Linked DNA regions of Homo sapiens: region 2 is linked to region 1. A link is a loop called in an ENCODE intact Hi-C map of the cell type or tissue named here. Cell type or tissue: heart left ventricle. All regions are shown on one strand. Each heading gives the region's core, and the rest is flanking DNA. Links, peaks and the distances in the headings are about the cores only. Region 1 overlaps SMARCA2 (SWI/SNF related BAF chromatin remodeling complex subunit ATPase 2). Region 2 overlaps PUM3 (pumilio RNA binding family member 3).

Region 1 (16,308 bases), core at 4,961-12,960:
TTGAAGAGGCACATCTATGCACAGACTTGCATAGATGGCTTGGATGATTACTGCTCAAGGGAGGGCCACACAACTACATAGTGAATAAAAATAGGCCAGAGAAATGGGGCAAAATGAAGATCTTTGTTCTCAGTTTGCCCTACTCCAGCCCCACCTCTTTAAACTGCCTTTATTTTAACTAGTAACTACACAATCTTCTTATTTTAGCTTTGAGAGTTAAAAGGCTTGAAGACGTTCAATGCTACAGGCTATTAAATAAAATTTATAGGATGCCATTGGTGCCATTACCTTGTGCCATTACATTATGCACAGACTTGCATAGATGTGCATCTTCAATATATGAAAGAAGGTAAAACTCTACATTCAACATTCACTAAACAAATACACCTGTCATTAACTAAATGCGAAATCCAAAAACCATACTCCCTACCTGTGAGGCTTAGTTCCTCACCTGCAGAATGGGAGAAATAATACCTACTCCAAATCTTTAAAGGAATTAAAAGGTGCTGTCTATTTATAGCTTCCAGTCTAGCACTGGCCAATACAGGGAAAGGAGGAGATAGTAGATATACTGAGAGAAAGGGTCTAATTTGGCTCAGGAAAAGTCCTGAAAATCCTATGGGAATAAATTTGGATTAAGAATTCTCTCCCCTGGGGAGAGGAATGGCATGACACTTGCCAACTTGGTGGCAGTAAGAAAGCATTGACTACATGAGAGGTGACAGGTCACTTAAAAAGAGAAGGGTTCAGCCTGTGAAATACCAAAGGCCGGTTCAGAGAGGAAGCAAAAATCACTGCGCCAGTGTGAGAATGCAGGTCTCCATGTATCCCTTAATGGCCCTTAAAAAAAAAAGTCCTCTGGCACCAAGTGCCCAGTACAGCAAGGTGTCCTCAACCAAATGGAAAGACATGCACATTACCACTAACGGGCAGGGGCTCGGTGTGCATCATGGGTTAGGATTTACTGAAGCTACTACAAAAGAGCTGAGCCTCACAACAGGTTAAAAATAATTCTGAATGTAATGGCACCAAAATAACTCTGTCCATGATTTTTCTTGGCTCCTTCTCCAACCTTGGATACCTGAAGGTCAATGAGATTATAGGTGATTCTAGTTTCTTTCTTCACTCTTCTGTATTTTTCATTAGCTTTTATGACAGGGAACTGGTTCCAAATAAATTCTACTTTACAGTTTACATAAAAACCCAAAGCTTCAGGCGTTTGGGGGTTGTGATTACAAAAATGCAGAAAGACAGAACAGAACAGTCAATCATCAGATACAATGGTGGCAAATAAAAATATATACCAGTGAACCCCTATGCTGGGCTTATTAATTCTCTTTGAGAACAAATGTTCATTTTGGTGATCTCCCTGGAATGCTGACACGGTAGTCTGCTGGACTTCACAATATCCTTCCCTGTGCCTTCAAATGATATACCATGACATCAGTGTATTGATATTTTAAAATTAAATGCAAATGAATATGGTCTTGAAAATTTGGAGAAAACTTGATATATTTCAATGAACAAATTGGATCCTGTTAGCATCTGTTATATATTCTTCTAGACAGTATGCAGGGGATTTAAAATGGGACCAGAGTAGGTGACTTCTTGATGAGAGTACTAGAAAACTCTTGGTCTTGGTCTATGCAGAACTGCTGAAGTCCCCAACTAATTTGCAAGGAAAGTAGCAAAACCGCCTTTGCAAATTACGACAGTAAGAGAAATCTGACATAGTTGACTCCATTTTGCTTCTGACTGCCAAGCTGTCCTTAGTCATTCCTGGGAATAGGTCAAGCTAACTTTGGGAGAAATTTAGTTTGTAGTTTAACCTTCATGCAAGGATGATAATAGCCCTTCCCAAAACTAAACAACCTTTGTAAAACTAATGAAAGCCCACAGGTTAGGATTATGAGAGGGGCCTGAATTCTGCTAAGATGTATGTAAGTGAAACAATAACCAGGTATTTTTCCCTGATGTTACAAGATTTGTGACTTCCCCAGTTACTCCTGTAGACAATATTACTATCGTAGAACCTAAGATTGGTGTCTTGAGATGTCTTTTCAGACTTCTGCATTTCTGACGACCAGCTGACTCCACCTGGAGTAGCGACTATATTGGGGGTAGTGATTATAAAAATGGAGAAAAATAGAACAAAACAGTCAATCATCAGATAAAATGGCAGCAAATAAAAATATATACCAGTAACCCCTATGCTGGACTTATTAATTCTCTTGCAGAACAAATGTTCATTTTAGTGATCTTCCTGGAATGTTGACACTCTAGCGTGCTGGACTTCACAATATCACACCAGTGTTGGTGACTCGACCAGTCTTGTGGCTCCCCAACCCAGAGGCTAACTTAGCACATGAGGACCATTTTCCACACTTCTATAACTGCATCCCAAACCAATCAGCATTCCCCATTCTCTACCCCCCTGCCCACCAGACAATCCTTGAAAAACCCAAACCTACAAGTCTTAGGGGAGACTGATTTGAGTACTAACTCCATCTCCCACATGGTGTGGCTGGCCTCACGTCAATTAAACTCTTTCTTTACCGCAATGCCACGGTCTCAGTGGCCTGGCTTTGTGCAGCCAGAAGGAAGACCTGTTGGGTGATTACAGTAAACCCCTGTGGCAAGCAGGTGCTCCCTTTACTGACTCCACCATGTTGGTGTCCTGTCCATCACATCCTGTCAGCACACAGGACTCATCTCAACTCTTCAGATGCTACAGGTGAGTCCCCAAAAGCTCTACACATTTGACCAGTTACTAAGCTACAGATATGCTAGGGAACCCTTAGTTGTCAAGCCTGCATTTTTGAAAGAAACTCCGGCTAAGAACAGGGAGAAAAATCTCTCACCCACACCCCTCTGAGTTTCAGTTCCTAAGAGCTGAGTTCTCGGAGATGGAGCCAGGCCAAGGCAAACCCACATGGTTCTTTCTAGGGCCGCCAAAGGCAAAGCTGGAGAATGACAGAGCAGGAGAGATGGTGCTCTCTTCCCTACCCCTTTCCCCATTTCATGACTCCAATGTAGAGACAGGGAAACTGAAGCTCTGAGACGTAAAGTGATTTATCCAAGATGTTGCAGAGCAAATCAGTGACAAATCTGCAAGCAGAACCCTGATCATCTGACACCTGAGCCCATCTTTCATAAGTTATCAGAGGCAGCTGTGGAAGAGAAGAACGGACTATGGGAAGCCTTGGTAAAGCTCAACTTTTGAGGATGATATTTAAAATAATCTTTGGAAAAAGGTTCTACAAAGGTCCAAGGGAAAGATATTCTTCAAAACAGCATGATATGTTAGGAATATGCTTTCCTAAGAGCATAGTGACCTTAAATACTTATTTCAATAGGAGTGACAGAACAAGAATCAAGTTTTGCCTCAAGGAAAGGGTCATGGTGTCATCCACAATTTTCCATGATTCTGACAATTCATTCTTTAACATAAAAGAAGGGAAGCCATCTAAAAGGCATATAGCATCACATTTTAAATACGGAAAACACACAAAACTAAAAATCCAATTAATACTTTTTGTCTTAATTTTAAGTTAGATGTATTTATCTGTTTTTTTTTTGTTGTTGTTGTTGTTTTTTGCTGAAGAAATTAGAAGGCTCAAGCTAGAAGACAGCTGTTATAAAATCAATGAGAATTTCTGAGAAATAGCTGGGTTGAAGCAATGCTTGTACTTTTTAATGCATATTTAAATCTTCATTAATATGTTCTGAAATTAGAATGGAGGCCTCAAATTCTTAAAGCTCAAAAGCACTGTTACATCAAAAATGTGTGCCTTTAGAATTATTTTAAGAAATCTTTACATGAAGTCACAGATCACTGGAATCTAACAGGAGAGAATGACAATTTCTACCTTGACTCATCTTAGTTACAAAAACATGATTCTACTGTCTTTGCCAAAAGGATATGGGGCTGCAACCAAATCCCTCCTAGCCCTCATTTCTGCCTAGTATATTCACTTATCCACACCTATTTAAAGAGTGCTTACCACGCATAAAGTCCTGCTGCAGGTACCAGGACATAGCAGTCAAGAAGACAGGCAAAGGCCCTGGCTTTCTCGGAGCTTTATACCAGTGGAGAGGAACAGTAAGATAACTTTTAGATAGTGGCAAATGCCATGAAGAAAGTTAACATAGGTGATATGACTTGTTGCCAGGGGCTATCTATTTCAGCTAGGTTGGCCAGGAAGGGTCTCTCTGGAAGGAGATCATTGGGACAAGGAGGAGACAGCCACATGAAGATCTGGGAGAAAGACTTCTAGAAGTGCCAAGGACTAGAAGGAGAGTTCAGTGGAGCAGCCACCCAGAGATGAAGGCAAGGAGGTGGGAATCCAGCACCAGGCAAAGGCCTGGTGATTGTGGCCTTATAGACCATGTTCAAGTGTTTAGATTTAATAACACTTACAATGGAAGGCCACTGGAGAACCTGATGCAGGAGTGGTCATCAGGGCCGATTTTTGGTAAGTTCCCACTGACCTCTCTGGGTAGCCACCTGAACTGTTGTGAACAAGGAGGAAAGGTATCCTCCAAAATGCCAAAAATCTGCAAATGTTACACACTCCAGATCCTTATTACTTTGGCACCTAAAGCCCTGAATCTTTCTTTTCTCAAAGGTGAATGAATGGGCCGTGCTGTACATTTTTTTCATTTTGGGCCAAGTAGGGTTGGTAGAAACCACACGAGCACTGGCGGTGTTAAGAAGGCTTGAGTCTCCTAGCAGTAGCCAGGAAGATAAACCCAGTTGCCTGCTGTGTCTGGAGGCCAGACTGCTTGGCCAAAGAGGCAGTGGCCCTTTCCTCCTCTGGGAGTTTGAGGATGGTGGAAGGGAAAATTGCAAATAACATCCAGAGGAATGACACTAAAATTCTAGCATTAAGTAAAATATGTGTTGTTTAAACTCTGATTTCCTGAACAGCTTAAACCCCTAAAAGTCAGAGCATCTCATGGTTTATTTTAATCTCTATCAATTTCCATCTGTGTCTACTTGGAGACCTGCTCTTGACAAGCTCTTCAAGGTGGCTAACTGTGCAATATTACCTCTATTAATAGTCTCTCTCAAACCTGGCTCCTAATTGCACTAATAAGGTGGGTCTGCCATGACTGTAAGGAATCCAAACAATACTGCTTTCCCCAGGCCAATCACAGTGTGTTGCTCAACCTAATCAATGTTTGACAAATGGATGTTGAATTGAATTTGCTTTTCAACAGTCTCCATAAATGTACTCACAGTACATTTATGTAAGATGAGAAAGCAGGGAATAGGCCAGGCACAGTGTTCACGCCTGTAATCCCAGCATTTTGGGAGGCTGAGGTGGGCAGATCACTTGAGGTCAGGAGTTCGAGACCAGATTGGCCAACATGGCAAAACCCCGTCTCTACCAATAATATAAAAATTAGCCAGGGGTGGTGGCACGTGCCTGTAATCCCAGCTACTCGGGAGGCTGAGGCACAAGAACTGTTTGAACCCGAGAAGCGCAGGTTGCAGTGAGCCAAGATCGTGCCACTGCACTCCAGCCGGGGCAACAGATTGAAACTGTATCTTAAAAAAAAAAAAAAAAAAAGAAGCAGGGGATAATTATTATTAAAAACCACAATAAAAAGTAAAAGTTGCCAGGCACGATGGCTCATGCCTGTAATCTCAGCACTTTGGGAGGCTGAGGCAGGCGGATCACGAGATCAGGAGTTCGAGACCAGCCTGGTCAATATGGTGAAACCCCATGTCTACTAAAAACACAAAAATTAGCCGGGCGTGGTGGCACTCGCCTGTAGTCCCAGCTACTCGGGAGACGGAGGCAGAAGAATTACTTGAACCTGGGAGGCGGAGGTAGCAATGAGCCAAGATTGCACCATTGCACTCCAACCTGGGCGACAGAGCAAAACTCTGTCTCAAAAAAAAAGTAAAAGTTGCTGGGTGCTGTGGCTCACACCTGTAATCCCAGCACTTTGGGAGGCCAAGGCAGGCAGATCACCTGAGGTCAGGAGTTCAAGACCAGGCTGACCAACATGGCGAAACCCCATCTCTACTAAAAATACAAAGAAGTAGCCAGGCATTGTGGCACACACCTTTAATCCCAGCTACTTGGGAGGCTGAAGTAGGATAATTGCTTGAACCCAGGAGGCAGAGGTTGCAGTGAGCCAAGATTGCACCACTGTACTCCATAATAGCTGCTTCAGGTGACTTTAGAGGTTACTGTTAGATAGATGGAAGGGATCCTGCAAATTAAAGATAATATAACTCAACGCATGTCTTAGTTCAGGCTGCCATAACAAAATACCATTAACTGGGTGACTGATGTGATGGTTAATTTTGGGTGTCAACTTGACTGGGCTAAGGGATGCCCAGATAGTTGGTAAAATATTATTTTGTGATGTGTCTGTAAGGTTGTTTCTGGAAGAGATTTGCATTTTAATCTACATACTGAGTAAAGAAGATTCACCCTCACCCACATAGGTAGGAATCATCCAATCCATTGAGGGCTGGACTTGAACAAAAAGGCAAAGGAAAGGGGAATTCCTTCTTTTCTTGAGCTGTGTCATCCATCTTCTCCTGCCCTCAGACACTGGAGCTCCTAGTTCTCAGGTCTTCGTAATCCAGGATTTATACCAGCAGTGGTCCCTGCTCTGGTTCTCAGTCCTTCAGACTTGGACTCAATTATACCATTGGCTTTCCTGGGTCTCCAACTTGCAGGTGGCATCTCATGGGATTTCTTGCACGAGTCAAGGCCCATAATATATCTCCTCTTATACATGGCTCCACATATCCCATTGGTTCTGTTTCTGTGGATAACCCTAATATAGCTTATAAATAACATACACTTATTTCTCAGTTTCGGAGGCTGGAAGTCTGAGGATAGGGTATAGCATGATTGGATTCTGTGAGAGCCCTCTTACAGCTTGCAGATTGCTGACCTCCTGTTGTAGAAAGACCTAGGGGGCTCTCTAGGGTCCCCTTTATAAGAGTACTAATTCCATTCATGAGGGCTCTCATGATATAATAACCTTCCAAAGGGCCCACCTCCTAATATCACATTGGGGGTTAGGATTTCAACATATCCATTTTGCAGGGACATAAACATCAGTCCATAACAACCCAGGAAGGTCAGGAGACCTGTCCAAGATCACATATTTATCTGGTAGCAGCGTCAGAACTCACATTCCAGGCTCCTGACTGCTAGCCCCATTGTTTTTCCTGCAGGCATGCAGGGTTACAGAGACAACCAGAGTAAAGACAGTTAATAGCCATGTGGGTATAGGTTGGCAGGCGGCTAGGTAGAAAGTCAGGGGAAAGAGAGTTAATAACCAAGTGAGTATAGGTTGGTGTACAGCTAGGGAGAAAACCAGGGTAAAGAGAGTTAATGGCCGAGCGAGTTTGGGTTGGTGTGCACCTAGGTAAAAACCAGGGTAAAGAGACTTAATGGCTGAATGAGTACAAGCTGGAGTGCTTGAGATGAATAAACCTGTGGTCCTGTAACATATTCAGCAAGTAAACATATTGTTCTCTTTTAATTCCATTAGTGAGTAAGCGAAAGGAGCTTCTTGATTCCCAATTTTACCTTTCTCTTGTCACCCCGAGTCTTGTCATCAAGACACAAAAGAGAACGTATTTTCTTCTTTTTCTATTATCCATTAGGTCTTCTTCGAAATAATTGGAAACTTTTTCTTAATAGCTAATACGTATTTCTGAGTCCTTCTTATATGCCAGATTCTATGTTACACACCTTTAATTCTCAGAATACCCTATCAAGTAGGTTCTATGATTTTCCCTGAGAGGAAAGCAAAGCTATGAGAGGTGACACAAGGTCCCCAAGGTCACACAGCTAATTAGATGGAACCGGAATCTGAACCTCTTGGTTCATCAGATTTCAAGGCATGTACTCTTAATCACTATCCTAAATTCTCCATATAGAGAGCCATCAAAAGTCACAGTTATTTTTCTGATGCTCACCCGAACCCTGAGGCATAATGATGATGAGGCCACCCTGCCCTGTCTCTGCTTCCTAAACTGTACTCTTCCCCACCTCCACCTCTTAATGAATAATTACATTTCTTTATTAAGAAAATTAATGAAGATTTTCTTCATGTAGACTTTTTTTTTTTTTTTAAATCCTGACACTGACTGAAACATGTAGCCTTATTGATTAAAAAAACTAAACAAAACAAAAACTGGCCAGGCGCGGTGGCTCATTCCTGTAACCACAACACTTTGCAGGGCTGAGGCAGGAGGATCACTTAGGGGCAGGAGTTCAAGACCAGCCTAGGCAATTGAGTGACATCCTGTCTGTACAAAAAAATACAAAAATTAGCTGGGTGTGGCGGTGCGTACCCGTAGTCTCAGCTACTCAAAAGGCTGAGGCAGGAAGACTGCTTGAGCCGAGGAGTTTGAGGCTGCAGTAAGCCTGGGTGACAGAGTGAGACCCTGTCTCTTAAAAAAATAAAGTAAAAAAGCAGAAAACGTCAAAAACCAAATCTTGATTCAGATAGACATATTCCTAAAATATTATTTCTAAAATATAATACAAATTCCTAAAATATTATTTCTCTGATTTCTCTGTAATAGTTTGCTCCATTAAAAGATAATGTGAAATTATTGGGGCTCCTTAGTATCTGTAGGCCAAATTCAGTTTCCCATGGTTACTTTCGATGAGTGAGTTTGATTTCAGAGCTGAATCCTGATTTCAGAGGACATAACTCAAGACCAGAAATTCCAAGCATCAAAGTTTTAAAAATCAAAACAATTCCCTCTCACTCCTCAACCTTTATTATTTATTTTAGTATATTTCCGTCAGACCTCTGAGGACTATTCTATTAAATTTATTCTCCCGAATTATATAAAATGGGAAATGTTAAGTCCAATGGGCTGTTAAAGCAATCTAGTCACTGGATTTCAGAAAAAAATAAAAATTATACAAAGTTCTTAAAATTATTTTATTACTATCAAGTATTTTTCCAAACAATTCACAACTGTTACCACTCTTAATTAGTTCAGTACTTCCACCCTAAAGTATTGAAGGACTTGGAATTTGGCAAAACCCAAATCTATTTTCTAGGGCCTTAGCTCTCCCTTGTGTATAAAAACGGAAATGCAGCTTGCTAGAAAATTTTGCCCCAGTAAATCTGATGACCCAATTTTAAAAGTTAAAATGCCATTTGATAAAAGAAAAAAGGGTCCATGTTTACAAAGCTTCTCACATCTTACAGAAAAAGCAAGAAAAGATTTTAAATGACAAAACAAATGCAGCCAAATATTACAAACATGATGCACATTATGCTTTAGAAAAAGGATCCCCCCCCACAAAAAAATCTTGCCAGTGTAAAATAAAATATTTTAGGGGAAAAGTACATCTACGAGAATCACTAATGCTGTCAGGAGAAACAGAGCTGAGTGATTCAAGCCCCTGTCTGTGATTTCAGGCTGGATCATACTTAATGCAGCCCAGAGGAGGCATTAGCTTGCTTGCAAGATCTCTAGGCAGAGAAAAATCCACAGCCCACCTCTTTACACCTGTGAGGAAATATTTTATTTATCATTGTGTATTTCCATAGAATTTCAAATGTCTTGTTCTTTAACCTTTCTTCGTATTTTCCCCAGTTTTTTGTGACTAATTCACCATGGATTTGTCTGCCTTTTCCTGTGTAGAGTTTAGCAGTTTGGCTTCCTGTGATGAGAGGCCAACTCAGAGAGCTTATTGCAGCTTGGTATTACATAGCTTTTTAAAGACACTAAATTCTCTTGAGATGTATCACATTTTACCTTACTGATTAGCACCTAGTATTATAAATGTCATTTTTTTTTCCTTTTTTTTTTTTTTTGAGATGGAGTTTTGCTCTGTCGCCAGGCTGCAGTGCAGTGGTGTGATCTTGGCTCACTGCGGGCTCCACCTCCAGGTTCAAGTGATTCTCCTGCCTCAGCCTCCCGAGTAGCTGGGATTACAGGCACCCGCCACCACGCCCAGCTAATTTTTGCATTTTTAGTAGAGACGGGGTTTCGCCATGCTGGCCTCGACCTCCCAAAGTGCTGGGATTACAGGCGTGAGCCACCGCACCCGGCCTCATTTTGTTTTTTCTACTTTGTTAAACTTTGGGAAGAAGAAAACCCCAAAATTATTTTAGTAGTCAGCAGACATGATGATGGGAACCCCATTTAGGCACGTTCACCATGGGAAGCTCAGGCTGTCACCTGGTGACAGACTGGTCAAGGAAAAGGAGGGTGTTCTGTCTTTCTGCAAAGTTCCTCTTGAAATTCTATGGCTTCTAAAACTTGCTGTTATCTATCGCCCAATTTAAAGATCTAAAGAAATAAGTCTCATCACCATCATTTCCGTAGCGTTTACTGGGGCCCAACTGCACAGGACATCACAAAACAAAGCGGTGTCTTCCCTCATCGCCAGGAGCTTATTCAGTATACCAAAAGAAGTGTCTACACATTCAGACATAAGGACCCCATAGTAGATATATGATGCCGTAAGAAAGGTAACAAGAGACAACAGCAAATAGGAGAAACTTTTTAAAATTACAAGACATTGTGAGACAAAGGCATACTACTCTCCAGCTGGCTGGTAATTGCATATTATCCAGAGCACATAAGCTAGAATGCATTCCAATTATCTTCCAGTGCTGTGGGGCAAAAATCACTCACGTAGCAATTAAATAAATTCAGGGATATCACTAAATGTTTTAAGGAAAGGAAGGATTCTGAAGTTGGCAGAAAGAGCAAAGGAACAGGAAGAATAGTAAAACAGGCATTCCAGAAACCACCCTCCAGCCCGCTTTTTGGCTCTGCAATCACCCCAATTTTGCACAGCCCCTGGCTCAATAATGATGACTGCCTTACGGTGCTAGAAACAGCACAGCCAGTGTACACAGGGCTGACATTAAACCGGAAAACCGTGGCCCACTGGGCTTGTCAGAATTTAGGTAGATGGAATGCCTGCTCTTACATATAAAGAAGCAAATATATGTTTCCAAGAAATTATCAAGATGGGCCATTTCTTGTGCATGCGCAATTATACATATATATATGTGTGTGTATATATATATGTATGTATGTATGTATATGTATAATTGCGCATGCAAATATATATATATGTAATCTGTAATATAGCACTGTTATCACCTTGGGCACACACCATAGGAAAGTTACAAAACTGTAATGGATGGAATATTTGTTAACCATGTTAATATTCTCTTTCACACTTTCTAAAAGAACCATCCCTTGTTCGGGAGAGTTACTCATTGCCTTGAGCAGAATTAGGATAAAGTTGGTATGCAGAGACAAAAATGACAACATCTTTGACTTCCAAAATAGGGTAGTGAATTCCCTTCACCACCTTTACGATCAAGAGCCAAACCTAGCGGACTGGGATTCTCATCTATCGCCTTAACCACTCGGCCACGACAAGGCCGAGGACCGGGATTCTCAGAATGGCACAAGAAGCCACAGCACATGGTGCTATCACTCGGGAACAGGAAGTTGCCACGTAACAGGAAGGCAAGGAGGAGAGCCTTCTTCCATGGAGGAAACAGGAGTCAAGAGGAAGAGAAGTAAGGTCAGGATTGAATATATTACTACCTATTATATAATAAAGAATCTGTCAGGCTGGGCATGGTGGCTCATGCCTGTAATCTCAACACTTTGGGAGACGGAAGCAGGTGGATCACTTGAGCTCAGGAGTTCAAGACCAGCCTGGCAAATGGGGCAAAACCCCGACTCTACAAAACGTACAATAATTAGCCGGGCATGGTGGCATGTACCTGTAGTCCTAGGTACTCAGGAGGCTGAGGTAGGAGGATTGCTTGAGTCTGGGAGGTCAAGGCTGCTGTGAGCCAAGATTACACCACTATACTCCAGCCTAGATAACAGAGTGAGATCCTGCCTCAAAAAAAAGAATTTGTCTGGTCTTTGTCCTGGGTTCCTGACATGGAGTTTCTATGTTTGACATCTCCGTAGTGACAGGAGTAACTTTGTTCTGATAATGAAGTGTCATGTGTGATAGGCCCCTAAACAGCTCCAGTGGGCACTGGTCACCAGAAAGACCAACCACATGACTACAGGGTTGGGGATGTGAGCCAGTCTGACCTCCAGGGAGGGCAGAGAGGCTGGGGAATGAGTTCAAGCATGTGGCCGACAATCTAATCAATCATGCCTATACATTGTGAAACCCCATTGAAAACTCTGGACATCAAGGCCCAGTAGCACTCCCTGGTTAGTGAACACACTGATGAGCTGGAGGACTGATGGACGCTGACTCCACGAGGAGCAGGCAGAGGAGCCCAGGTTTCCTCCCAGACTGCATGCTGTGCTTCCATTCATTTGGCTAGTCCCCTTTTTTCGAGATGGAGTCTCGCTGTGTCGCCCAGGCAGGAGTGCAATGGCACGATCTCGGCTCAATGTAACCTCTGCCTCCCGGGTTCAAGCGATTCCCCTGCCTCAGCCTCCCAAGCAGCTGGGACTACAGGCACGTGCCACCACGCCCGGCTAATTTTTTGTATTTTTAGTAGAGATGGGGTTTCACCGTGTTAGCCAGGATGGTCTCGATCTCCTGACCTCATGTTCCACCCGCCTCGCCCTCCCAAACTGCTGGGATTACAGGCATGAGCCACAGTGCCTGGCCTAGTTCTCTTGATTTGTATACTTCATAATCAATCCGAATCCGTTGCTAATGGCACTTGCCTGAGTTCTGTGAGTTGTTCTAGCAAATTATCAAGCCTAAAGGGTTCACGAGCCCCTGAATTTGTAGTCAGTCAAAAGTGTGGGGGGCCTCGGGACCCCCAAAGTGTGGCTGGTGTCTGAAGTCAGGGCAGTGTTGTTGGGGACTATGCACTTTAACTTATGGAGTCTGTGCTAAGTCTGGCTAGTTTGTGCCAGCACTGAATTGCAGCTGGGTTGAAATGCAATACTCCCCCTTCAGAATCCAAGCCTGGGGTGTTTGGAGGCAGAGACTGAGTGGAAAGGAAGATAATGAGGCACTAAAACTGCTAAAGGTGGATTTATTGGAAAGCTAATGAAGCTTAGGCTTTAGGCCTCTCACTCACAAGCTCCTTCCAAAGCTCTGGGAGGATCCCTCACTATGTGATCCCAAATACAGTTACATACTTTTATACAATTTGCAAACTTAAGACATTTTTGAATTGCTTTCTTTAAAAAGCTCCAGGACCCACCCAACCATCAGATTCTAGAAGCTTCAGGTTTGACAACCCCTGGTGCTGACTTAGCAACTGCTGAGGAAGGGGCCAGTTTCACTGCACCCTGCATCTTCTAGCACAGTGTGGAGAAATCAGTCAAGGAGAGTTTGCAGACTTCCAAACAGAACACAAAAGAGCTAAGAGCACCATGAGGCCAAAGAGGCCAGGGGTCTTATGAGATGTGAGAATGCAGGACAGCTTCTAACTAGTGCCTGTGGCCAGGCTCCAGATTTCAACAGCACATGTCATCAAGGTCTCTAAAAGAATGAGATGAAACCAGCTGCATGTAAAGACCTCCCAGGAAAGGAGCAGACCAGCAGCTATATGCTGAGATCAGTGGAGACCCATGGGGAGCAAGAGAACCAGGATGCTCGCCCCCAATGCCGTGCTTAAACACCACGTCTTTATCCAGATGCCATCTTGGAGAGGAGGATGGGATGGGAGCCCCCGGGGAAGAGAGAAACAGCCCAGAATGTGAATGTTGAACTGACTACCACAAAAAGATGACGTTAACTTGAGACCAGCTAACACTAAGGACATCTAAGTTTCCTCAGTGGAAATAGGAATTTCAAAACAATGTAAAATACCTTTAAAAAAAAAACTGAACTGTGTTTGAAATTGTGATCCTCCTGATTAAAAACAACATTATGAATGCAGAAAAAAATTCTAAATTCCACCAACTAAACAGATTCTCTAAAGGACACTGTAGGAATTTTTAGCATGCCATGATTACAAAATAAAACCTGTCTTCAATGAAACCAAAACACCACTGGCAAAGAAAGTGACCATAACACTTAAATTTAACCTAAGTGTGCTGAGGCAGGGATGGCTAAATATTCACCAAAATTTTGTTTTCCTGGGCTCACAGCCAGACCACATTTCCATCTCCTTTGCAGCTGGAGTGGCCACATAACCAAGTTCTAGCCAATGGAATTATAACCATTTAGGCAGGGCCCATTAGACTTCCATACCCACTACTCCATGTTGTTTTCCCCACTTCCAGCTCAAGTGGATGGAGATGACCAAGCCGGCAGAGGCTCTGTCAGCCTGGAGCCCTGAATGACCCTATGGAGAACAGCTGTCCTCACCAATCAGGTATACCTACCATGGACTTTCAGGGAAGGGAGAAATCAACTTCTGTTTATTTTTCTGGATAGGTCCATGGACAGGGCATGTTGAGGTCCATCTGTGGCAGCAGTGAACATTACCCACATCTATCTATACCCTTATCTGTCAATCCAGTGCTACTTTAATTTGGCAACTGATGGGCACTTAGTATTTGTACACAGAAGTCCTAAATTCTAACAAGATACAGAGCCAGCTTATCAACTAGTCAGGAAAGCAGGCAGGTTGGCAACTACCGAGAATACTAGGAAACTGTGACTGAAGGACAAGCAAAGAAATGTTAAGAGGACAATTAAAAGTGCAATTAATATTTATCTGTGAAGGTGCCACAGAGTGGGTAGCAACTGAATTGGGCCTTGAAGGAGGAGGAAAGTTCAAGAGAAAGAGGAAGGTAGAAAAGTTCAATCCAGACTGAACATGAGTTTGCAAACATTTTATCCATGGGGCTGTGATACTAAAGACAGAAAAAAATATTGTTCTCTTCACCCCAGGGAAAAGAATCAAGGCCTCTGAGGAGAAGCTACAAGGAAAGAAGATTCTATTCAAAGGGAGGAAGAACTATTAATCAGAGCTGACCACGAACTGGAGGGGCTACACAGACAAAAAGGTAGTTTTTCCTTCTAGGGGTGGCCAGCCTCCTGGCACAGAGATTGCAGAGAATGTGATTTAAGCAAGGGATGGGAAGCTGTTCCATTCAACTGCCTTGCAGCTCTGCGATGCTATGCATCTTGGATGTCTCTGCCAAGCAGGCTTTGTACAACATTGCCAGGAAAAAGAAGAATTATTTTAGCCCTGTTACAGCATTTCTTACACGACGGTCCTTGCCAAACTCCCTTTCAAGGCCATGTTGGCTGGGTTCATGCAATGTGTTAAATCATAAGCCAGTAGAGAACATCTCTTCACATCCAGGCCCATGAGAACCCCTTCAATATCATTTCATCATCAAAAAAGCTTAACAGGCTGATATTAAATAGGATTGCTGCTGGTGAACACCAAAGACAGGAAGCATCTACTTTGAATGCTTAGGCCATGGGGCATGTTGCATCCATTGCATGTCCTGATTAATAACAAGTTGCCAGTTTCATACCAAATACGGGCATGCAGTTTTCAAAAGATTAGATTACAAAAAGATACGTTACAATAAAGCTGTTTTGAGAACAGTTTCGTCCTTCTTGGATGACTTAGTATGTTGCATGGCATTTCAGAATTACAATTATAAAAACCAATTTTCACAGTGCAGTTTTGTAAAACAAACTAATTTTCCATTTTTAAATGTGCATGTTGTAGATAAAAGGAAGTTTACTAGATGCGCTAAAAAGAGAAATGCTCTCCTAACACTGCTGATAAGTTAGTCACTTTCCCTTTCCTCTTAAGGCTGTACTTTCATTTTCACAAACATTCACTGAGTCTCTATGCTAGGCACTGTGCTACTCATCAGGGATAGAAACTGAATGAAAAAGAGAAAACAAAACAGATATCTTAAACTGGAAAACTTCCTGAGATTCATAATGTTGTTTTTCTTCAGGGCAATTCCCAATGATTATTTTTAAGAAGTTAAGTTCAGCTACATTCTTGCCCAATAAACAAGGTTATTTTGCTTTTAATGTCTGGAGAGTAAACATATCAAAGCTTAGCTTTAAAAATTTCGCCCAGCCAGGCACGGTGGCTCACGCCTGTAATCCCAGCACTTTGGGAGGCCAAGGCAGGTGGATCACCCGAGCTCAGGAGTTTGAGACCAGCCTGACCAACATGGTGAAACCCCGTCTCTACTAAAAATATAAAAATTAGCCGGGCATGGTGGTATGCGCCTGTAATCCCAGCTACTGGGGAGGCTGAAGCAGGAGAATCCCTTGAACCCGGTAGGCAGAGGTTGCACTGAGCTGAGACCACACCATTGCACTATAGCCTCAGTGACAGAGAGAGACTCTGTCTCAAAAAAAAAAAAAAAAAAGGTTGGCCCAGATTATTATTGTCCCGTCTGCTGTA
Region 2 (16,308 bases), core at 3,629-11,628, 680 kb before region 1:
CATTATTTCCTTGGTCAGCATAATTCTGCCTTTAAAAGATAGTTGTACTATATCTACTTTTTTTAATGCAAATTTAATTTTATTCAACAAATGCAGATGAGTACTAACTGTTTGCTAGACTCTGCATTTGAGGACAGTTTAGACCTTGGAAGAAGGATCTGTCTGGTCTCACTGTGAAAGGTGGCTTGCAAACCCTAACCCTAACCCTAACCCTAACCCTAACCCTATCACATACACATCTAAGCTTGTAATAGCTCTAAGCCAACTTCTTTGGTATATTACAGTTTTTTTGTTCTGGCTGTATAACTATTATTTTTACTAATGAAAACATATGCCACTCAAATGAAAACTTAATAAATATTATATTAAAATGTTTAACTACAAAATACCCTTAATACATAACTGAAAATTCAGTGAGACAATCTTTCCTTTTTAAGGACAGGAAAGTGATTGTGAAAACAATGAAGACTTATGTTGAAAAGGTGGCTAATGTAAGTATAATAAAACTACATATTCTAATTATTTTTGATAGTAAGATGAATTCATGTCTATTATAGAAAATTTGGAAAAATTCAGAAAATTACCAAGCAGAAAATTATTGTTTTATTATATTTTTCTTTGCATCTACATGTATTTTCATATTTTATCTACACAAAATGGAAATCATGTCACATGCATTCTTTTCTCCTTTTTTAATTTAACATTGTATTGTGATAGTTCTCTACTTTTATTAGATATTCTTTGAAAACCTGATATTTACTAGCTTTTTTGGTGAATTTGTCCAGTCATGTTAATTAAATATGGGAATTACTGCCTGGATACAGTATGTACATATTTTAGTCTCTGGGTAAATGATGCCAGATTGCACTTCAGAAACTTGATAGTAGTTTTCCTTATGACCAAAACCATAAAAGAAATTAAAATGTATCTTTTTTTTAAGAATAAATTTGCAGTGTGGTTATGGAAATTTTTAGTTGTTAAATTTTATAGCTCTTTAGAAATGCAGTAACAATTTTCCTAATGAAATTCATAGGTACAAAAGTTTTTTCTGGGGGATTTGTTGCTTCAAAAATAGTGTTTATATGTTTTTAGTTATTAAATAATTTTTCATGCTGTTGCTATGGTGTACTGTAACTAGAATATATGTAGTGAATACAATTTTAATTTTTGAGTTATACTTTATATATTTGATGGATAACAAATTTCTAATTTATTGATGAACTAAAATTATGTAGTAATCAACTACTTTATCCTTTGAAAACATCCAGTGAGAACTACTAGCATCTGGGGAATACTTCAACTTGTTTGAAATACTAAATCAAACAAGTTAAAATTAATGCTGTGTGATTGTGTACTTGACTATTGTCTTCTGTTGGGCTAGAAATTAGAAGAATTCAGAAGGCAGCTAACGTTCCTATAATAAAGTGAAATATGGAATTCTCATATTTTTTATAATTCATAATTCAATATTCATATATATTTCATAATTCATAATTATAATATGAATTATAATGTTATATATTATATAACATTATATTATTATGTTATAAATATAAATATAATTCATAATTATAATTCATAATTCAATATTAAGTAAATTTTTTTGCGTGACATTCTAATTTGAATACCTTACATTAAAATGAGTAAAAACTAGAATGTTAATAGAAAATTCACAAAGGTATTAAGAGTATAACATTTTAAAATAATAAAATTATATTGTTTTAGTTCTACAGTTTGTTTATGTCAGGTAATTTAACACTAAGTACATATCTTTTTAAATCTCGAAGAGTTACTTCTAAAGGGGTGATAAGCTAACGTTACCCATGGATTTGATCCATGGATTATTTGGAATTATTAATTTCCAAATATTGGGGGTTTCTGGATATATTCTATATTCTTTTGTTCCTTTTAAATTTACTGAGACCTGTTTTATGGCCTAACATATGGTCTAAGTATTTTGAAAATAATATATTGTAGAGTTGTTTGGTGGGGTATTCTATATTTGTCAATTAGATCAAAGTAGTTGACAGTGTTCATACCATCAGTGTTTTTACTGACTTATTATTTTCTAGTTCTATCAGTTGCTGAGAGAAACATGTTAAAATTTCCAACTATACTTGTGGATTTGTCTGTTTCTCACTTACATTCAATTCTGTACCACCTTCTGTTGTATTCACCTAGAAATATTTTATGCTTGGTTATGCTTATGTGTGTCCGAGTTAAGAGAACTGAAACCAGTGATTTTGTACTAGGCACGTTGTTCTATATTTTGTCTCCTTCACTTAATTCATATTATGGGTCATTTTATTTCAATATACATACATCTGTCTACCTCACTTTTCTTAGTGACTGTAATATTTCATCGTGTGCCTATACCATAATTTATTTAACCAGTCCCCACTGTTGGGCATTTTGGTAGTTTCTAGAGTTTTTAAAATTACAATTAGTACCCCAGTGAATATATTCATATGTAAGTCTTTGTACTTACATGGAAACACGTCTGCAAGATAAATCCCTAGAACTAGAATCACTGGATCAGCTCATACCTGCATTTTAAATTTGTATAGGTGTTGTCAATTGCTCTTCAAAGAAGTTGAACCACTTTACATTCTCATCAACATAAAAGCGTGCCTGCTTTTCCCTAAACCTTTGATAAATTAGTCTATTGTCAGAGGTTTTCACCATCACCCATAGGATAAATGGCATTTCATTGTTTTAATTATTGTCCTTAATTAGTTCATAAAGCATTATTTCATACATTTAAAGACATTTGTACTTCTGTTTTAGTGTGATCTGACTCTTCATGTTCTTTTTTTTTTTTTTTTTTTGAGACAGAGTCTTGCTCTGTCGCCCAGGCTGGAGTGCCGTGGCGCGATCTGGGCTCACTGCAAGCTCCGCCTCCCAGGTTCACGCCATTCTCCTGCCTCAGCCTCCTGAGTAGCTGGGACTACAGGCGCCCACCACCATGCCCAGCTAATGTTTTGTATTAGTAGTAGAGATGGGGTTTCACCCTGTTAGCCAGGATGGTCTCGATCTCCTGACCTCGTGATCCACCAGCCTCAGCTTTCCAAAGTGCTGGGATTACAGGCGTGAGCTACCGCACCTGGCTTTGCCCATTTTTAGTTGGTTGTTGGTCTTTGTATAGTAAGACCTTTGTTGTTTGTCTTCAGTTTGTCTTTTTGACTTTACAGTTAGCAACTTCGTTATTGTTTCTAATTGAAATTGTATTATCTGTGATATTTATCAGATCTGGCTCTGAATGATTGTGGGCTATTATCAAAAATCAAATTCCTATCAGAGTTTGAAACAATTATATCAACATCCAGGATACTCATGCCACAAGCTCTGGAAACAGGTTTTTGTTTTCTTTTGTTTTTGTTCTTAACATAAAGTAGGTGTTCTTTAAATGTTTGGAACAGTATTAGCATCATGGAAATAATTTTATTTCAAAAGATGAGTGTTGTGAAAGCCACATGTGTATTTCTGTGATCTCATGCAGCTATACTTTTTTTAAAGTAATGATTTTTATATCATTCTCATTCAGTGTATAATTATACTCTTCTAGTTTATTTTTTCATATTTATATTCTAATTTTGTGAGATCACTTTAAAGAAATTGAGCAATATAGAAAAGAAAATTAAAAATCATTTGTATAACCCAGAGATGACTATTACAATGCCTTGCCTTCCAGGATTTTCTGTGTACATGTATTATGTATATCGTGTGTGTGTGTGTATGTGTGTAAAATTGTATGAGTTTATATTTTCTTTTTCATGATTGGAGTATCATATATGTGTTTATATATGTAGGTTTTTTGAAGTTAATCTTATAACTTGAACTTTTAAGTATAATTTTCAAGTAGCTATTCATTAACAGTAACCTATGTAAATAGGTATTAGTTTTAGACTATTTGGTAATGAATAATGTGCTTTAAAAAAAAATCAACCTTACCTCTAGAATATAATTAATGAGGTCGTGATAAGAGAGGAAGTTCATTAAAATGGCTTTTATTCATCTTGTTATGTTAGACAAGTTGTCAATGTAGGTAATCTTTTTTTTTTTTTTTTTTTGAGCGGAGTCTCGCTCTACCTTTATGAAGATATTCCATGTGTGAAATAAGAGGGAAGATCTATGCACTTGTTTTTAACCTTTGCTGGCTTCCAATTCTTGCAGGGCCAATACTCCCATTTGGTTTTACTGGCGGCATTTGATTGTATTGATGATACTAAGCTTGTGAAGCAGATAATCATATCAGTAAGTAATCCTGATGGTCTTGAATTTAAGTTACATCGATAAACCAGTTGTGGATGTGTAAGCTTGATTTCACCATGCATGTGTAAAGACTTGCAGCTGTGCCTTCTATCAGTATTTTTGCTTACTTTTAAGTTAATTATGTTTTATTTTGGAGGTTTGTTTTATTCCTGTGTAAATCTTAACCTTGTAACTTGATATTAATACTGTTTTAAATATTTAAGACTGGTCAAATTAAGATTTAACACTTTTATTTTGGATTAGGATAACATGGTACTTTAGAACATACGTGATTCTAAACTATGGAAAATTAGCAAAGTGATATTTAGATATGATCAGAAACTAGCATAGTAATTCCTTAGTTATTCCAGAACTCAAATACAAGCAGAGAGTATCTGTGACCTATTAAATTATCTCTCTCCCTGTGGAGAAATAATTACCTCTGCACAGTTACCCAGTTAATCAATGCATCTGTGCTGGATTGAGCTGATGGAGAAGAGAAATGTACAAAACTCACTCAGTTGTGATGCTTCTTAGAGCTTTTGTAGGGTCAGATTAAAAGTTATTACTAAAATTAAAACTCTAGCTTCCTTTTGACATTTCAGAAATTCCTTCTAGTCCAGTGTAGTGGCCATAAAGTGGTAATACTTGAATGTAGTGTATTTATCGCTAACGTTGCCTTCAGAAAAACCAATTGTCCTCTTAGGGGAAGTACTCCAAAGTAAAAATTGCATTCTAAACTATGTGTTTTCTTCATTCTGCATCAATAGTCTCTTTTTCTGATTCTACAATTGTCTTTTCTTTTGTTTTTAGTGTATGAGTGGTGTTGAGTATATGGTAGAGGTTGCAGCAGGGTGGGGATAAGAAAATACTAGTTTGATAGTAGTGACCAAACTTGGAAACGTCTGGAAAACCACATAATCTGTATAGACATAGGTTATTCATCTGAAAATTACACAAGCCTTTCTGTTTGATATACATAAATGGGACCCTTGGAGAAATCTTAGTGATGACATGTGGTACTTTCACATCTGCAAGAAAGAAGAATATGATGATTCAAAAAGAGAATTTACCTGTTGTCAGGTGGTGGTGTTGTGGTCTCTCTTTGTAGCCTCCTGGGATCAGTAGAGCTGAGTGTAGTAGAAAAAGTATACCAGCTAGTGGAGGGGAAGATTGTTTTCTTAGATGCCAGCCGTAGGTCCCAGTGTGTGTGAATTTCTCATGCCCTTGCTGTCATTTTCCAACTTTACCCTTGACTGTTTTAAGATTGTGATGACTTTCTTTGGGATAGGATTGTGGGAAGAAACAAGTTGGCAAGACTTTCATGTTACAAACTGAGTATTTTGACATGTTCCTTGTGACTTTATTACCCTTTTGACTCCAATCAATAATGATTGTTTTTCATTCTTGTGACAGAGATGTGAGGCCATAGAATTGGCTGATGAATAAAGTTGTTTCACAGAAATGGAAACAGGCTGGGATATTGAAAGTTTGCTTTTGTTTAATATTTTCACGACAACTAAAATGTGCATAGCTGTTCCAAATGGATTTCAAGAGAAACCAAATTTCCTTCATGATTTGCCAGAATTGTCTGTTAATTTTTTTCCAAAGATGTATGCCACTTAAAGTTGCTGTTGAAAAAGTTTTAATTCCTTATGCTTATCACTTTGATTCCCACAACTGCTTAACCCACATTCTTAACGACTTTCTCATACTTAGGGCAGCTTTCCCTGAATGGCCTGATTTGCCGATCTCTTTCCTGTAACTGACAAACGTTCAACAGGTTCTGTGTATTATTAAACTGTGTAGCTCGTGATAAAATTCTGGAATGCTAATTGCCCTTGGATTTTTCCCATCACTCATCCACCACAAAAACAGTTGCAGTATGCAGTGCTTTTTAAAAATAACCAGGAAAGCTTAGTGTTGCTAAGCACTCTGTTCAGGGCACCAGACTTCCCAAAATGTCAGGTTGAAATCACAGCCTGGTCAGCTGAGCTCTTCGCCTTTCAAAATGGATACGAGCTCTTTCTTACTACTTTCCTAAATAAACATAAAGTTTCATCCAGTTTACCTTTGCAGTCAATTGATATGCAGACGGTTTGACAGCAATGGTCGCTGGAAAGTAAATAAGTATACTAGCCAATTGCTGTTTGAGGGTGAATAAATATTGATGCATATTTTTAAAGCCATTGTCTTTAAAATATACAGAAAGGTATGAATAATACAGTGAACATCCAGCCTCCCACCACCTGACATGAAATAAAACTTGACAAATACAGTTCAAGTTTAAGCCCTTTGTGTACCCATCCCTGATATCCTATCATCGCCCCATATCTACTATGATAAATTTGGTATTTATTATTCATCTGCATTTCCTTATCCTTTCACTATATGTGGACATTTTTTATTTTGTAAAACATGTATCTAATTTTATTTTACATGTTTGCAAGTTCTGTATAAATGATGTCTTACATGTATTTTTCTGCATCTTGCTTTTTTTCTTTTCTCATGTTTGTGAGATTTATTGTCAGGGGTCAGCAAGCCTTTTTATAAAGGGCCAGTTAATAATTATTTTAGCCTTTGTGGGGTATATATGGTCCTATCATGTATTCTTGTGCATTTTGTTTTTGTTTTTTAAAACCCTTTTGAAATGTAAAAACCATTATTAGCTTGCAAGATGGACAAAAACAGGCTATAGGCTGAATTTGACCAATGGGCCATAGTTTACCCATCCCTATTCTAAATCATTTATTTTTCACTGCCAAATAGTATTCTATTACATGTGACTATACTGCGATTTATTTTCTGTTTTCCTGGTGATGGATGTTTAGGTTGTTTACAATTTTAAAAACTAACTTTAATTCTTAATTTTTGCTAATCCAAATCCTTGAACATTCTTGTGTATATTTCCTTGGGTACATGTTAAGTTTCTCTAAGGCACTTAGCAGAATTGCTGGGCTGCCAAATTTGCTGCATGTATGTTTATATAGAGAGTCACGTGTTCCTATTTCCCACTCAGCCACTACGAAACCATTGCATTACGCAGTGCTTTTAAAAATAGCCAAGAAAGCTTAGTGTGTTGCTAAGCATTCCATTTAGAGTAACTAGATTTCCCAAAATGTCAAGTTGAAATCATAGCCCGATAATCACTGCTTGTTTTCTGTTAAGACTAAGCTCTAGTGTAATCAGCAGATAGTGATCTTCTAGTCAGATGTGGTCTCCCCACCCACTCAACTACTATAGTCTTTTTCTTTGCCATCCTTTCCTTGAGCAGTTAATCATGATCTCACCCAGGGCTCACAAACCTGCAAACCTTCATTGACCAGATAGGTAAATGAGTGGCCAGGCCAGGTGTGAGACAAGGAGATGTGGGAGGGACTGTAGGAAATGGCGAGAGCACACACCCTCTGCAAGGTGGTGGGCACCATTCAGCTCCAGTCCCTGGCAGTGTGAGCTCCATGGCGATAGATCTTCACATTTGTTTTCTTTTTAATTGAGGTAAACTACATATAACAAAATTTAGCATGTTAACCATTTTGAAGGATACAGTTAAGTAGTATTAAATATGCTCATTGTTAGGCAATCTCCAGGACTTTTTTTATTTTGCAAAACTGAATGAAGCAGCGTACCCACTAAACTAGACCTTCCAGTTTTTTTAGTGCAGCTGAAAAGGTAGACTTTTGGAAACAGTCACCCTGTTTTCAGAACAAAATACTTGGGAAGCTGCCTGATGATCTAACCTGCCCTCTATATTTCTGTTATCCATTAGTTAAATCTCTTAGTTTTAACTTTTTATTAACTCTCTTCCCTCTTCACTAGCTTTTAGGTTCTATGCAGTAGTCTGCATTTCTTTTTGTCCCCATAGCAAACTACCGTAAGAGTGGACACCACAGGCTCAGTCTTCAGCACCATGGATGGGTTGATTTTTACATTTCTACCCTCAACCAAAAACGCACACGCCTTAACCCTACTTCATGTGTGTATCTTTATTTTGACTTTTACCCTTCCTCTTTAAAAGCGCATTGGCAAAACAGGAGTGCCAAGGTATCTAGCTGGAGTTCAGCGCAAGGCAGTCAGAACTGGCCAAAGATGTCTTCAGAAGGGAAGTCTTTTGTAATTCCCATGCTTTCTTTGTTTACATGCCTACTTTAGAGCTTAAGAAGAAATTACAATAAATGGGCCTTTGTGAATTTTCTGTAAGTTAACTCTTGTTAGGAGTAAGCCAAGCCAAAACCTTTTGAATTAAACAATTTTTGGTATTCTTTCTCTTGAGGGTAAAAACTCATGACTCAGCTAGCTTTATTTAATCTCCATAGTTAAGGAGGCTATACATATTGAAAGGTATGTTTTTAATATGAAATAATTATTTTATGGCAGCTTTCACTTTGCAGTGTGACTTTTTCTGATTTGCTCCTGGTAGTAGCCCATGAGTTAGGCAGGTGTATCATTTCCTTTTAAATGTAAGGGAATTAATATGCAAAGAGTTTAATGGATTTGCCAAAGGCTACACAGCTTGAACTTAAGACCCCGGAGATTAAATTCTGCACAAAATCAACTATGCCTTAGCTGTCTCTTACCTATTTATACATGTTACTGGAATTGTTAGTACACACCATGTGATAATCTAGAACTTCCTCCCCATTTTCTCTGTAACCCAAGTTAAAGAGAAATGGAGTAGTACTCTTTCAAAGGTGTATGTTTTTGATGGTAGGGGAAAGCTGTAACGAGGGTGAGCTGGGGAAGGATTAAATGATACTACATTTTTTTTGCTGATCAATAAGGTGGGTTGAAAAAATGATACTACATTTTGAAGAAATGTTTTTTAGTTTTTTGTAAAATTGTTATTTATAAACATGCATTCTTTTAAAAGCCTTAATTAAATACGAATTTAGATTCTAAATTCCTTAATTACAAACCAAAAGGGAGTAAAGTTCAATGAATTTGGGGACTGGTCTGAGTAGTATTTAAGCACAGGTTTTATGCATATCATGAAGTCCCAGTTTCTCATTTTATAAAACCATTTCTGCCCAAGCCATATGTGTTGGATTAGTCCCTAAGCATGGAAGCTGTGGAGAAAGCTCAGTGTATTGAGGAATACATTGCCGGCTTCATGCCTCCTCCCTATACCAAGGAAAAAAATGTTAACTAAAAGTGTAGAGTAGCCATTATAGTTGTTCACTACATACTGCCCAGTTTTTTTGTTTTGTTTTGGTTTTGTTCTCAAAAAAACAAATTTTTAAAGGTGTTATATTTCAGAGTCATTTTGTTAAGGGCAGCGAAATTTTGTTTTTGTTTTTGTTTTTGTTTTTTAAACTGTAGAAATTGGCCCAGGCTATGTATTATTCTCACCTCTTTCTTTCAACAAATTAACAAAATATATAACAAAGCATTTGTCCTCTCTTATGTGTTGGTTAAAGCTTAATATAGGTACCTAAAGGTACACTAAAGGCACACTCAAGGTATGCCATATTTGGGGCACTAAACACTTCATTATCAGCAACACATAGATTGGCCTGGTGTGGTGGCTCATGCCTATAATCCCAGCAGTTTGGGAGGCTGAGGTGGGTGGATCACCTAAGGTTAGGAGTTCGAGACCAGCCTGGCCAACATGGCGAAACCCCATCTCTACTAAAAATACAAAAATAAGCTGGGTGTCATAGTGCAGCCTATAGTCCCAGCTACTCCGGAGGCTGAGGCAGGAGAATTGCTTGAACCCAGGAGGCAGAGATGGCAGCGAGCCAAGATCACGCCACTGCACTCCAGCCTGGGCAACAGAGTGAGATTCCGTCTCAAAAAAAAAAAAAAATAGTTGGAGTTCACTTTGGAGCTTGTTTTCCTTGAGAGAGTTCCCTGCCTTGTAACAAGTTCTGTATGCTTTTTGTGTGTTTTCCCGTTTGTTACTGAAATTTTAAGTTCATTTTCCCTGAGTGGTTGTAATTAGTTATTCATTTTGAGGTGGTTAGACCTATTGAATTTTCAGCTCTCTGAAAACTTTTATGTGTTACATGGGAATCTTTATACTGTGATCTTAAACTTCAGAAGTAGTTAGGAGAGCATAATGGGGATTGGACTGGTAGAAACAGGACATAGTGGTCAGAAGATTACGTTAGATGATCAGTGTGCAGCTCTCAGTAGTGCTTGACTCCTAGTAAGCACTTAACGAGTGTTAGCTACTGTTATCAGAAGCATGCTATACTTTTGTGCAAAAAATGAGGGAAGGTTGAGATTTTAAAAAGAGAAACATGGTGTTTGGAACCTGGAGCAGCATCATCAGCCATAGGATCATGATGCAGTGAGATTCACGGTCCCATCGTTGATGGCTGACTTGATTTTGAGCTTGGTTCCTCACACTAAAATTACTAATCTCATCATAATAAATAGGCCCTTTTAAGAAGAGCAGATCTGAATATATCATCTCAGAGAGAATTCCCTTCCTTAAGAGGAGGTTTTATGTTTTCTTTGAAAGAGACTAGATTTGGAGTTGGAGGACCAGGACACTGCCACTGTGAGTCCCCTGGCAGATCCTTTCCTCTTTCTGGATGCCTCATCTGTAAACCTGGCCAGTTGGACAGAACTCTTTCCGAGGCCCAGCCAGTTCTGAAGAATATGGGGTGCTCAAACATGCATTGAATATTTATAAAGTTTGTTACAAGAAATAGGAGTGTTAGAGGTGGGGAAATAAATTGATGACTCTTCTGTTGCATCTTCTCTATTAAGAATAAAGGAATTTTTAAAAATTTTCAAGTGACTTTTCTATCTTTGAAAACAGCAGATTTACACAGGAGTTTAGTTAGGGTGGGGATGACGTTGCTTTTGTCCCTTAAATTCGAACAACTAGAAAAGGAGGTTACTGTTCTTGGGTATGTTGATTGGAAATGTCATATAGTGTAATTTGTAACTGCTTAGTCGAGGCTTTCTGGATTTGGTTTCCCCTCCTCTTCTGTTTTTGTTTTTCATTGCGGTAGCTAAACAGCCTTCATTTGCCATGAATAAGCAACCTAACTTTAAAAGCCTTTATCCACTTGTTCGATTTAACAGAGTTTCTTTATCTCCTTTCACATACATCTCAGCAGGGAAATTCTAATAGAAGTGTTCTTCATTCATGCCGGTGCTACATTTAAATGCAGCTGCAAGTTAACTGCCTCTACTCAGTGACCTCAGCAAGTGATGTCCCTAGTAATAGTGGCCCAAGAAATACTGGCCATAATGAATGAAGATAACACCTTTAAATATTTTTTAAGTCCTTGGGCTTGGTCAGTTAATACAAATGAGTTGTTCAGTAATGCTAGTCACAAAAGAGAATTGATTCTGTGTTCTAAATGTAAATCTCTGTGTGCTTTAATGACACAATTTCAGAACTAGCTCCACATTTTCCATGAAGTACGCTGGGAAAAATAGTAGTTAAGTATGTATTCTTCACCATTGAAATTCTAGGCATACTTTATTTTAAGAATGTAGATATCAATTCATTTTTTTGTTGTTGTTTATAATTTTATAGGACATTGTGCTCACTTTGGCAGCACATATACTATAATTTTATAGGAAATTATCAGTTCCTTGCTTAGCATAGTAAATGGCAAATATGGAAGAAAGGTCCTGTGGTACTTTGTTTTGAGAATGCAGATATTGATTCTTTTTTTTTGTTTATAATTTTATAGGAAATTATCAGTTCATTGCCTAGCATAGTAAATGACAAATATGGAAGGAAGGTCCTATTGTACTTACTAAGCCCCAGAGATCCTGCACATACAGTACGAGAAATCATTGAAGTTCTGCAAAAAGGAGATGGAAATGCACACAGGTAAAACCAAGTAGAATGGCTTGACTTCTTTATTCCTCTGTTAATGTTGAGTAGTGCATTCTTCCAGAAGTCCACTTACCCATCCATACCCTCTCTAAAACTGCTGAAAAGGTGAATTCCATTTTCAAGCCTATATTTTTGACAGATTCTAAAGTTTTTATCTTGACAAGGAAATAAAAGTGTCGTGCCAAAAGAACACCTGAGCACCTGGCACATAGTAGGCATTCAAGTGCGTGGTTTGGCTTTTATTTTGCTTTATTTTCAAAGCTACCGATACCACATATTTGAGTACCCTAGAGTATGGTGTCCATACAGCAGTGTAAATGTGTTGTTTTCTGGGTATGTTATTTGGTTTTTGGATTTTTTTTTTTTTTTTTTTGGTATTACACAAGTCAGACTCCCTTTATTGAGCCCTTGTTCTGTGCCAGGCACTATTCAGATCGTGGGACACAAACATTTTTAAAAACAGAACACATACTCGTATCACTTATTGTCTACATGCTTAACAGAAAGATAGACAATAATAATAGAGTGCGATACAGTCTGTGATAAGCTCTTAGAGGTTTTTGTGATAATATCACCACATTTCCTTTGCGATTTATCTTACCTTAATACCCCGTTCAACATACTCAACAGTAAGAAAGATACAGAGGTCCGCAGACGGGAGCTCCTAGAATCCATTTCTCCAGCTTTGTTAAGCTACCTGCAAGAACACGCCCAAGAAGTGGTGCTAGATAAGTCTGCGTGTGTGTTGGTGTCTGACATTCTGGGATCTGCCACTGGAGACGTTCAGCCTACCATGAATGCCATCGCCAGCTTGGCAGCAACAGGACTGCATCCTGGTGGCAAGGACGGAGAGGTAATGTGCCATTAAAGCACAGGCAGGAAAGCTGCAAAGGCCACAAAAACTTCGTTTTTGGACGATGTGGGGTGTCAGTAAGAAAGCTGGGGAGGGAGATACCTGTTGAATAAACAACCAAGAACCTCTCACAGCAGCAATTACATTCATCTTTAATTTTCTCTAACCATCTGGGTCAAAGCCTGGTACTTGGGAATGTTTTACAGATGTGAATTTGCTTATGAATGAAATCATTGCCAAGTATTGAGTGCCCAAGGTGCTTCTGACACCTGCGATTGGGGAAGAGAAGTGGGCCATGGATCTTAGAGAAGCCCTGGCTCCTGACCATATTAACAAATGGGAAAGATGAATGTACCTTGAAAGTTTCTCTATAAGGAGACTGAGCCGGTTGCCTCCCATACTTGCTAAGGAGTAGCCCAAATAACTGGGAACGCTTGGTATTGCTCTTGAAGAGGAGTAAGGTTGAGCTGAAAAGATGCTTTCTTGATTCGCTCATCAGATAATCCCCTTCGGTGGTCATGTGTACTTAAACAGCATGCAGCATTGGGTTTTGATGTTTGTGCTATAGTGTTCTGTCCTGTAGGTTTATTTGTGTCTGAGAATGACATATTTCAATCCAAGACGTGATTAGCATTAAGATGAGCCTTGTGCTGCTACTGTTCAGAGCAGATTAAATGAAGCGGAGACTGAAGCGCTGTGCCGTGGCTGTGTTATCTGGCATAACTGTCTTTCAGTCTGGGGATCAGAATAGATCTGTGGTCCCCCCAAGTATGATGGTTGTCCTAGATAAAGACCTCTTAAGCCTGTGGAACTTTAAAAGTGGCTGAGTCCTTATCTGTATGTGGTGGCATAAATAGTATGTATTCATTCAAATGTATTTGTATGAATGAAAACAACTTTTAAAATTAACTGTTCTTGACCCTTCATAGCTTCACATTGCAGAACATCCTGCAGGACATCTAGTTCTGAAGTGGTTAATAGAGCAAGATAAAAAGATGAAAGAAAATGGGAGAGAAGGTAGGCTATGAAATTTGACCTTTTCTTGTATCTCATGTGGAATTCCAGTAATTCCTGGCATCCCTGAACTTTATACCAGCCATTTAAGCTCAAATGAAGTTTGCCAAGTGTCTAGAAATGGTGTCTGTGAATAAGAAATGATTCAGTGGTTGCTGGTAATGCTTTTTCCCCTAGAAATATTTGTGCCTGAGAACTCTTTTAATTTTCTTTTTTCCAAACCCCCCCCGCCAGCCCCCCCCACCGCCCCCTCACTCTCTCTGTTTTCCTTCCTGTGCTGCTGCAGGCTTCTAACCTGGCTTGGTCAATGCCTTAAAATGCCATTCTAATGAGGATGGTGAGAGGGGGTAGGGGGCCCCAATTGTTGAGTATCATTACCTCAGTAGAAAGGCATGACATTTATCTCTATGTTTGAAGAAAGAATAAGCAGAAGAAGATTATCCTCGTAAGAGAGTTTTGGACTAGTGCCTGTTTATTTGGCATTGAAATACATGTGACCAAAGAGTAAGCCAGTCTTTGGCGCTTTCTGGTTTTTTGTAAGCCTTACAGCTGCTCTGTAGAAACTCAGCTCTCTAGAGAAGGACAGCATTAGCATTTGCATGCCATTCCCCTCTCAGTCCTATCTCCAACCAGACCTTCACTTACAAAATCCAAATTCCATCTGGTATTTAAACCACTGGAGAGATTTTTTTCCCCTACTGAGTTAAAACAGTTTGGGCTTTTCATTACAATGTCTGGAAAAAAGTGACAGATCATGAATTCATGTCTTGCGGCAAGTGGCAGCTCTGATGGCTAGTGTGGCAATCAGTATAGCAGTAGAGCTGTCACTTCTCACCTTACCTTTAAGAATGGGGACCTGGGGCTATTTTTCACTAAATTTTTTTGTAAAAGAGAAGCCTTGTGATAAATATTAAAGAAAAAAATAACATATGGAATAATCTTTTTCATTATTAAAAAGTTGATGTATAGTTGAGTTTATGCCAGAAAAGTAGTCTGGCTTAATGTCCAGTGGTTTTTCTCCCTCTTAATTAAAATGTGCTGAGAACCCTAAAATCTGCCAGTTTGGGTCTGATGTGTTTGTCTTGTCGTATTCAGCACCAAATGAGTTTGTCCTCCTGCACGTCTAGCTGTTTTGATTCTCTTTTACTGGATAGTAGCCACCTTAAAACTTAGTAGTTTTCAAAACAATGACTTGATCAGGGTCTGGTGGAGCCTGCCCCTCTATGCTCAGAGTCAGAGTCATCTAGGGCTGCTCGGTTTGTGGTTGGAGTGTCCACTTTTCGCTTAGCTCACTCACATGGCTGGCAAGTGAGTACTGACTGTTGGCTGGGGACCAACAGCCTCAGTTTCCCTTTCTAGGCTGCTTGGGCTCCTTCACGAGATGGTGGTTGCTTTTTTAAGAGTGAGCATCCCAAGAGGACAAAGTAAATGCGTGGCACTTCCATGATTTATCCTTAGCAGTCATTTAATGCCACTTTCATCATACTGTCTTGGTCAAGTCAATCACAGAGGCCCACTGTGATTCAAAAGAAGACATGGATTCCCCCTATAGATGGGGGAGTGGCTGCATTCTAGAAGAGCACACAGGACAGGAGATATTATTGTGGTCAGCTTTGGAAAACAATTTGCCTCACTAGCTGAACTCTGTCCCTCTTTAGCAGGTACCATGAAAGGCTGAATAGCCATAGGCCTCTTGGCTTTTAAAGAGTCCTTACATTCAGGTATCTTTGAATGAATTATATAGTACATGCTACCTGACTATGATGTTTGCCTTCAAGATAGGTTGTCCCTACCTCCATCTGCACTAAATCTTAGCTATCAGAATTTCTCCTTTGTCCAAGCATTAATTGCAAAGTGAAAAAGATAATACCACGACCTTGGGAATCAAATACTAGAATAACGGGAGAAAAATGGTATTTTTGATTTGTGAGTATGTAAGCGTTGTAAAGAGAAATGCCAAGTTTAAGCTAGAACAGTCATTTATCAACCACTGTTGAACACGTGAACACTGTGTTATGTTCATGGCACCTTGTGAGTGAGCATTTCTCCATGAGGAAGAACTTGATTTCAACCAAGCATGAGGTGCTACTGTGAAACATTTATTTCCTGAATAGCTTTCAGGTCAAAGTTAAATCATTAAATAATACAAAGAAGTGCAGACATAACCAAGTGAGTGTTTTATTAGAATTCATAGTTTATCTTGAGTAATTACTGCTAAACATAGCTTAGGTTTTGGATCAGAGTTAAAAGAAATGGCTCTTTTAGAAATGCATTAGATAAACCTGCACTGGAATTTTTTGTGTTAAAAGGGAGATTGGGTGAAAGCTACTTTTGTTAGCTTTTTTGTTTAAAAATATTTGCAGATTTAAGGGCAGTAGAGAAG

The links. Hi-C counts contacts between places; a loop is a spot of excess contacts. Peaks named below come from ENCODE experiments on the same cell type or tissue, not always from the same donor. Only the 100,000 strongest peaks of a DNase experiment are listed, where the experiment ranks them.
Region 2: it touches region 1 in a loop (4-fold over the local background); 19 of 110 quality-filtered maps call a loop at or near these places.

Annotation. Positions count from the first base shown.
Region 1 is chr9:2,125,455-2,141,762 of GRCh38, reverse strand. The region is part of intron 27 of SMARCA2 (SWI/SNF related BAF chromatin remodeling complex subunit ATPase 2); the gene reads right to left. Among named protein-coding and RNA genes, the nearest start is that of SMARCA2, 120 kb to the right of the region's middle. RefSeq lists a silencer at 5,705-5,972. In heart left ventricle, for the core only: a CTCF peak has its summit at 9,083; no DNase peak of the experiment used is centred there.
Region 2 is chr9:2,807,964-2,824,271 of GRCh38, reverse strand. It overlaps PUM3 (pumilio RNA binding family member 3), which reads left to right. Exons shown (of 18, transcript NM_014878.5): 12 at 438-491; 13 at 4,174-4,254; 14 at 11,910-12,052; 15 at 12,689-12,911; 16 at 13,841-13,928. Among named protein-coding and RNA genes, the nearest start is that of PUM3, 28 kb to the left of the region's middle. RefSeq lists enhancers at 12,284-13,157, 14,909-15,784. In heart left ventricle, for the core only: no CTCF peak of the experiment used is centred there; no DNase peak of the experiment used is centred there; H3K27ac peaks cover 2,930 bases.